Regions from separate parts of the Homo sapiens genome. Here region 2 is linked to region 1. The links are chromatin contacts, found by Hi-C in ENCODE. All regions are on one chromosome and are shown on one strand. The core of a region is the stretch at or near the end of the contact, and the rest is flanking DNA. Distances in the headings are between cores, read along the strand shown.

Evidence for each region. Hi-C counts contacts between places; a loop is a spot of excess contacts on that map. Pooled maps may share reads with other maps.
Region 2: a loop to region 1 is called in a map of GM12878, with 2.1 times the contacts of the local background. The contact joins the promoter of OR2T2 here to the promoter of OR2T1 in region 1. A Hi-C loop is called at or near these places in 1 of 168 maps with a recorded cell type or tissue (GM12878), 1 of 37 single-sample maps with no recorded cell type and 2 of 50 pooled maps.

What each region holds. Positions count from the first base shown.
Region 1 is chr1:248,400,409-248,405,306 of GRCh38, forward strand. OR2T1 (olfactory receptor family 2 subfamily T member 1) reads left to right here and starts at 2,640. Exons shown (of 2, transcript NM_030904.2): 1 at 2,640-2,837. RefSeq lists a silencer at 1-46.
Region 2 is chr1:248,444,387-248,448,857 of GRCh38, forward strand. OR2T2 (olfactory receptor family 2 subfamily T member 2) reads left to right here and starts at 1,251. Exons shown (of 4, transcript NM_001004136.2): 1 at 1,251-1,283; 2 at 2,203-2,425.

The sequences.
Region 1 (4,898 bases), core at 1,390-3,889:
TGCTTTGTGTGTTTTCTTCTTGGTATAAGTTAGATGAGAATTTAAGTCTACTAAATCTAATCATTTTTCCTTCTAGCAAAATATCACCTTCAACCTTCTAAAAAGTCTTAGTTCTTCATCGCTTGTTTAGTTACATAAAGTTGTTGTAGTTTGCCAGTAAGTTTTTGATTTACTAAATTATACATAACCTTCTCTATCTACTACTCTGAATGGCTATCCTGACAGATTCAGCTCTCTGTAAGTGACAGATAATCATCTTTTGTTGGAATACAGTTTGGAATAAAATTAGATATTTGGATAATTTTTATGAAAATTATGTATATTGTATTCCTTGATGTCTACTTAGTGATGTGTGTCACATGCTGTTTTGAGTGGGTGGCATTCAGATTGCATGGATGAGAGGAGATATGAGAAATGTGAGAACATATAGAACACATGAATACATTACTTTATGAAGCTCTTTGAAAATTAAATAATTGGATTTAATAGTTAAGGTTTTGTCTAAATGATGCAACATCCCTCAGTAAAATTAGGCAATTAAAATGGATCATCTAGGAGCTTCTGCTGTACTTAGACTCACTTTGTTTGTTCCACTCTTCCTATTCCCTTAATGAAAATCCAGGTCTTTTGGAATTATGCAGGAATTTCACAGGTAAGAAGTCAAATGCTGATGAGCACCTAGACTGACTCCTCCTCATAGTAGCACTTTAAATATTTGGTGCATATGCAAATGACCGGGTTGCCAGAACATTTCATTGTGGTCTGACTGAATTTACGTTCTTTATATGACATAAACAAGATTTACGTAAACTGGATCTAAGAAAGTTGAGGCAGAGTTGTCTGCAACTCCTGGGCTGGAAATCTCAGGCACAAGTATAATGAGGAATGACTGTCCCATTCCCTCCATGCCAAATGCAAGTGCATTGAGAAAAAGAGTGCCTGTCTGATTATCTGTGGGAATTACATGGAGTGAGTGTTGTAAATCTCAGGTAGAAGGATGCCATTGAGTGTAACAGTGCAAAGAATCTTTTCTTAAATGTTTGCTGCTTTTCTTAAAAAAATAATTTAAGCAAACTTTAGTCTTATGAATTAGATAGGATAAGGACAATACTGTTCGAAAGGCACAAAAGATCTAAAGGAAAAACCTGTACTTACTCCTAGTTTCTAAAGTACAGACTATGAACCAGGCTTCCTGAATCTCTGAACAGTGCATTGTCTTTATCTCCTTCCCCTCGTTTTACAGATAAGAACACTGATGATTGGAGAGTTGAAGATGCTTGCATTAAAGACACAGAGCTGACGTAAGGCAGACTCCTACAGGCATTCTAATTTCCAACATAGACTCGTTGCCTGACTGTCAAACGTGCAAGCATTTTAAAAATCCTTTTTTCCACAATGATTTCAAAGAATGTGCAGACACCTGGATTTCTCAGATCCACTTTGCCAGTGATTCACAGGCATTTTTTTAGTGTCCATCACACCAAGCATAAAATAAACTCTCATCAGAAATAACAGGTCTCTCTAGTAGAGGGGTTTATTCTAGTGTGTAGTCTCTTTATGGGTCTTGTAGGAGGTGTGTGTGGGTTGAAGAATGTGGTTCTAAGTTACTCTAAAATTGTCAGAGTACATTAGTGCTTTATTATCTAATAATTGTATGATTATTATTTCAATATGAGTTCATTCTTAATGATTCCAACTTTTTGAAATACTAAACAGAATTTAGGAACACGGAGAAAAACTAGGAACATATATTTTTGTATTTAGTCTCAAAATTGCACAGCACTGTATTGACCTGTCTTGAGAACTTCTCATGTGAAAAGGTAACTGTAAGTTTGAATGTGTATGTAATGACTCAATGTGTCTGCGATAACAACAGAAAAGTAATATTGCCAGTGTATTCTGTACAGGAAAAACCACACCTACAGTAATCTGTTGAAATTGAGGTATTATATTCTAAAATAGACATTGCAAAAGCTATCCCCAGTAAATACCTGGAAGTTGAGCACTTTGGAAAAAAATTCATACATGAATGCATAAAATAACTGGAGAAGTGTGACCGGTATAGAGAAGGAGGACAGAAAACCTTGTAGTCATATTCACATTATGAAATGTTGAATGTTGCAAAGAGAGAAAACTGGTTCCAAGCAGATTCAGAAGGCAAGGAAGAATCCTGCATGAAGCAGCTTTAATTTAAGCTAATGCAGAGCTTCCTAACAAGGCTGCTGCATTGAAGGAGCATGGAGCTTGCTCTTTTCTTTGGCAGAAACTTCACCAGTGGTCATAGGGAAGCAAGCAAAGGCTGCAACTTACAAGTTAGGAATTATCTTGTCACTTGATTTAAAGGATGGGCTTGGAGATCATCACAGTCCTGGGCAAGCATTGTGTCCTACCTTCAAACTGTAGTGATGTGGGAGGAAAATATTTGCGGCCATCCCTACTCAACCAACATGCACGCCTTATAAAATAGTACAGAATATTTACAAATGTCAGGATAACATAAATGCATTGATTTATCTCTTGGTGTACGGTATTATGCAATAAAAAATAGTTTAGGTAGGCCTAAAAGACAATTTTATCCAATAAAATTATGTCTATTTTATCCACTAACTTTTTAAAAATAATTTTCTCAAAATTTGCAGGCCAAGCATACTTCTGCTCTTCAAAGGCATTTAGATGTTCTGCAAGCTTAATTGAAATGCACAGTTTTTTCTGAGAATTTCTACTAAGTAACAATCCTTTCAAGTCAAAGGATACTTGGGGGAAAAGATAGACTTTAACTGCTGATGTAACTTCACTGGGAGCACCTGGGTTTACAGACCTTTTCTGAAGATCAGGAGGTATTTGCAATTTAAATTCATAGATTTTAGTTGAATATGTAGATTGCTTAAATGAGAGATTGAGAATTTGCACCCATTTACCAATAGTTTTGAAATAATTTGCAGATATCTTACATTTTACTTGGTATTGTATAAAATATTTGCACCTGTAACTATAAATTTCTTATTTGATTCTTAAAGTAACCCTGAATGTTTATTATATCAATTAATATAAGCAGATACTGAGGCTCAGGGTGTTTAGGAAGATAATCCAAGGTCACAGAATTAATTAATGTCGTGACCAGAGGAAGAACTCAATTCATTTAATTCTAAATTTTGTTTTACTGTATGTTGCCTTCATCATTTCAGAAACAAATGCCTATATAAAGTCACAGAATCATTCCAAACATTTTCTGATTATTTTTATGTGTACTAAACCATAGCAAAGCTGTATGATCTATGCCCAGGAGATATTCAACAAGTATAGTTACTTATTGTGCTCACTCTAGTGAGAGAGCAGATAATAAATTTAACAAAACATTTTACTTAAAATCATAATTTACTTTGAGGAGGGCTTGTTCTCTGATAAATTAGATCTTTTGTATGCAGATAGGAAAAGTAAGGCCACTTGGCTGCAAAATGGAGTAGACTTTAGAATTTCCCTTTGCATTGCTAGGTTTGCAGGGCTAGCTGGCCATAGAAAAAGCTAGAACCACAGAAGAGTTACATATATACATATATAAATCTATGGGAGGAAATTATGAATGTATATACTTATATATATATATATAATGGATAAAAGATCATCCTTTATATTCTTGAAGTTTGTTGTGGATTTTACTGTAACCTGAAATTGTATAAAACAGTCCCTCAGTTTTTCTTAATTGCCAGAGCTACGGAAAAATTCCAATTTCCAAAAATCATCGGTGAGTTATACCTCAATATGTATGTCCCTGTGCTATTACATATACGTGTGTGTGTGTGTGTATAAAATGGGAGTAAGGGTGAACAGACAGCAGAGACCACTGTTTGACTTTGTGAAGCAGCACATGATTTTCCCTCTGTTTCTGGTGTCTTATCGCATGATAAAAGTCAAACCGAAAATGTAGGAAGTGTGGAAGTAGCTGAAATACTGCTAATATTTAGGCTGCGACATAAACTGGAGAGGAGTTTCCCTTTAGAAATATATTTTTATAGGTTCCATTAATGAAACCTAAAAAAAGTAAAATGAGGGAGGTTGTAAGTAATGATGACATTGTACATAGTATCATAAAAATGTATAAAACCTGACACCAAATATTCTGAATTAGCAAAATATACATTATATATATATATAAAATATACATATGATGTATCTATGTGTACATTTTTATATATGTGTGTATATCTGTACACATAGTTTATATCCATAAAACAGCAATCCTGATTATAATAATTTATGTGATCTACTCTCAAGTATGACTAATTTTCATTAGTCACATTAGTTATTACATTGTTAACAATTTAGCAGGTTCACATGCTTGGTACATTTTATTTGCTAATTACAGTAAATGTCTAGCTGCTATTCCCATATAAAGCTTCCTATATACACAATGCCATGTGTATGAATATATAATGAATTGAGACTATCTAGTCCAAACACTCCTGGCACTAACAGACCCCGTGACCACCAACACGTTACCCTCAATGCTGTCATTGGTGAGAGGGGCTTTTATAGCTCCTCACTTCTTAGTTTTATTGTGAAGATCAGGGAGTCAATAGTTACAAAGTACTTCTTAGCATGACACTTTGCAAAATAAACTCCACGATGTCATCATCATTATTCTCAATAGCAACTTCTTTTTCTGGGCAATTGACTCAAATGCTAATATTTTTAGAATATTTAGAGGAGCACTAGACTAGTTTGATCAATTTTACTCCCAAATATGTTGGTAAAATGTCTTTCTTGGGACACTTTTAGCCTTAAACAATGTGAAAAATCATCCTTTACTTCCATGAAGTTTGTTGTGGATATTTGTTTCTTTATTGTAACCTGAAATTGTATAAAACACACTCAGTTTTTCTTAATTATGAAGAACTATG
Region 2 (4,471 bases), core at 1-2,500, 43 kb after region 1:
TGAGGTCAATATTCTTCTGTAGTACACGTAAGACAAATAATTCTGAAAAACACTTAACCTAAGTGACAAATGCCACTTTTGTGAAAATAGAAGATAGGAGAAAGTAGAAGGAAAATCTCTTGGGACCCAAACTCACTAAGCCAAAGGGAAAAGTCAAGCTTGGGAACTCTGTCATGCAAAACTATATTCCATATCTGTTCCCGACTGTATGGCTACAGATTCCATACTGTTCCGGAATGGACAGCTACACAGGTAGAAGGCTACATACCTCCCCAAGGGACCTCCCTCACAATCTGCTAGCAAGGAAATTCCTTGCTGGCCCAAAGATCTTTACCCGAAAACCATTCTCTTGAATTGTCATGCTGACAATGTAAATGAATGGCTTATCTTGACAGGCAGTGGACAAAGACAGGCCTGGGAGTCATCCCTCCACTCCCCTGAAACAAATGCATATTTGACTGCTTCCTCTACTGTGTACCTTATCTTATATACAATCCAGATTCACTGAGCAGGAGATGAACGCCCAGTTGAGTGTTCCTCTAAACCCTCTCCTGTCACATCTAAAGTGCGAATTCAGTCAACACTGATTAAAGCCTGCAAAGAAGGAAACTACTTCATTTATTCACACTTCCTTTTTCTTTTTTTTCCTCTAATGCCCACTGTTTCCCTTTTAAATATTGAAGTCTCCCAACCGTCTTTGGAAGAAGCACAAATCTCAGATGCTCCTGTCATATTGTGTTCCTTTTTCCCAGGTGCATCCTCAACCTTGGCACCAGAAACATCTACATTGATTGAGACTTGGCTCCAATGCTTTTTGGTTCACACTTATTTATAACTTTAAAGATTTCTCCCCAAACAAGAGGCCAGTGACTTTTGAGAAAGAGCTTTTTTAGTTTGTCATAGCCTCTATTTCTAAAGAAATTTAAAATCTAATTTTCAATTTAGAGCGAGGCTCTTATCCCCACATCACTGCCTTTAAAATCTCTCTGGAGAGATGCCAAGATTCAGTAAGACATTTTCATGATGAAATACCAAGAAACGATTCCAGTCCTTCACTTGGGAAAACAATGCACCCTCTGCAAGAAAGGACAGGCTGCTTCTAAAGTTCATGGTAAACCCAGTCAACTTGGATTAATTGCTAACCCAGGAATTCTTCCTGGGGGATGTGGGACTCTATTAGTGAAAAGACTTTTTGACCTAGCCTCACCCCTACACAATGTATTTAATAAGAAGTCTGACATTCCACTACTGCTTTAGAAAGACTTGGACCCAGCTTCTCTGAGGTAGGATCCTTAGATCTTCATGAAAAACAGAACATCACCCAGATACTGGGATGTTTTCTTCAGGTATTACTCTGTAACTATTAGAAGGCCACGTTACTACTGTGAGCTTATCTGCTAATAACTGAGGCAGTGGTCTTCTCAAGATTAAGCATAAATAACATATATTCACTATCTGGCAAGCAGACAACTGGAAAAGGGCATTTAGCATGAAACGTGGGAAGCTAAGGGAAATGTAATAGTTTAGAAGAACATGAATAGATTTACTGAAGGAAAATGGCATGTAAGAGCCGACAGTTAGAAGAATGTGCTTGGTATTCACAATGAGAAAGTTTCAGAATTAATTGGTAGCAGGGGTGCATACTATTGGATAAGCATAGATTGCCCTCTGAATATTTTGTTAAAATTTTAATTTACATTTTAAGTTAAATGATTAATTGCTCCGTTCATATGCATTTAGGTGTGGCTGAAGACTTCATGCTTGGAGGGAAATCATGATTTTTTTTTTTCATTTTAACCTCCTTCCTCTTTTATTGAACCCATAAGGCATCCACGTGTGCCTTAAGATCTTTTTTTTTAATAAAACTATTAGAGGTCTCCTAGAAGCCATCTTAGCATGGCATATAAAAGCCTGTTGAGCTGAGTAACTGGAGCCCAGGGGGAGATGTGGACATGTTGGAAGCTCAGGCTGTAGGGGTATAATAATGAGTGCATTGTGTTTATAGTTGCAGGTGTCTGCCCCTTGCTTCAGCTCACCTCACCTCACCACTGCTGTTCCTGTGTAATCCTCCATGCCCTTACTCTCCATTTCCTCTTCCACAGTATTAGTAGGGTGGACTAGATGGGCTCGCCTCGCCTCACCTCGCCTCTGCTGCTCCTGTGTAATCCTCCATTCCCTTACTCTCCATTTCCTCTTCCACAGCGTTAGCAGGGTGGACTGGATGGGCCATATGCCAGATCCTTTGATTTCTATTTGCCACCACACGAACTGACACTGCTGCCCAGAAGCATTCCCCTGCACATCCACATCACAGCCCTCCTGCTGGCAGCTTGGAATTTAGACCTTTTACTCTCAATGCTCCAGGAAACCAGATGTACTTCTTTCTTTCTTGTCCATTGGTGATATCCTTGACAATGTAGTTTAGGTAAGTTGGCATGTAGCATTAAAACCTGTATTCTTCAAACTGAACTAACTTCTGGCATAGTAAGTGTTCAGTAAATGTTCACCTACATGCCATTATAGTGCTGATTTTTTTTTTTTTTTTAAAGCCAAGAAAACTTCTATCTTATGCCTAATTTTCCACACTGAAAATTTCCAAATTGTCAGTTGGGATGGGAGGGAAAGTAGACTACTTTTCCATGAATGAAAACAGTTACCATTTAAATAAATAGGCAGATAAAGGGGGGTGGTAACTAAGGCAGTATGTAATTAGAACTGGAGATAAGGTAAGGGAAAAGAGAAATTCACATCATTGGATACTACGTTGCTGTGGAGAGAAGGGGATAAAATCTGATTAATGTAGGAAGCAAGGTCCAAATGCGTTCATTCATAAAAGCAGACGGAGTACAGGAGTAGCTTGTGTAGGTAGAAGAAGAAAAGGAGTTCCTGGCCAAAGCCCACTGTGGCTATGAACACTTATGAGTAGCAATTAATATTAATCTTGCTTTCAAGACTAAAACTGCCAGGTGGATCTTTCATAAGTACCTTATTTCAGCATGTAACTTTCTGACTGAAACAACTCCCATTTGCACCTTATTTCTCGACGCTGAGTTCTGGTCTCCCTGCCTTCACTTTCCAGCCGCACTCCACCCCACACACCTCAGCTCTCCACGGGCTCTTCAGCTGTAGTTAGACTGGACTCTCCCCTCTCTCTTCCACCCCTAGTGCCTGCTAATTCCCATTTGCGAGCCTTTTGACATTATTTACATTGTCTCTGATCATGTCCTCTCTCCTTCAGTCTCGAGTTTCGGAATCAGACCGGTTTCCCTCTCTACTATTGCACTGTTTAACTGAACTGACTCCTGTCTTCTCCTGGTTCTTGTGATCCACTATTTTCAAAGCAGTGATCACTTAGATGCTCTTTAAAAGTTTCATGCTTTAAGATCCTTTCAGTCTCTAGCCCTAGGGTTGAACCTTTGAGGTAAAGAATTCTGACATGGTATTCCTCTCTTTAACACTTTCATTTCCATAGTTTTAGTTAACCTGCAATCCGCCAGGTTGCTATCTACCATGTGTAGAAAATATTAAATGAAAAATCTCAAATTTTAAATTGCCCACCATTTTGAGTAGTGTGGTGGAAATATCATCCCTCTGTGTAGTTGATTCACACTGTCTATGCTACCCCCTGAGTCATTCAGTAGCTGTCTAGGTTATCAAATCGACTGTGGCGGACTCAGTGCTTGTGTTCAAGTAACTCAGTTTTTCTTAATGGCTCCAAAGAGATGGAGTTAGTGAAGCTGGCGATTTAGATGTGCCAAAGAGAGGCTGTAAGGTGCTTGCTTTAACTAAAAAGGTGAAAGTTCTTGACTTAAGGAGAGAGAAACCCTCATAAGCTGACTTTGCCAAGATCTATATTAAGAAAAACTTTATCTTTGAAATCATGAAGGAAAAAATTATGCAAGTTTTGCTGTCACATCAAACTGAAAAAGTTATAGCCACAGTATATTGTCTTAGGTATTCTATTTTATTATTGTTAATCTCTTACTGTGCCTAACTTATAAATTCAACTTGATCATAGGTATGTATGCATGGGATAAAATATGGTATATATATAGGGCTCAGTACTGTCTGCAGTTCCAGATATCCAGTGGGGGTCTTGAAAACTGTCTCCCACTGATAAGGGGAAACTGTACCTTTGTCCACTACTCAAACTGATGCATAGCATCTTCTGGTTTGCTATGACTTCATGTATGTAAAACTTCTAAAGTACCTGGCACACGTAAAGCCCTATTGGTTTATGGTTTGGGGAATACCAAACTTCCTGTTTCTCTTCCTCCGTCTCTTAGTGCCTTCCACACCATTATCTTCTCTCATAAGCTTTAATCAAAGCAGAAAGATCCCAATATACTATCCTTGGCCCCCTTTTTCTCATTCAGGAACAAATAATCGATGACTCTTAGAGCTATGTGGCACTTAGGATTAGTAACATGTTGGTGACATGCCATTCTTTTACTGAAAGAACACTGAGGTC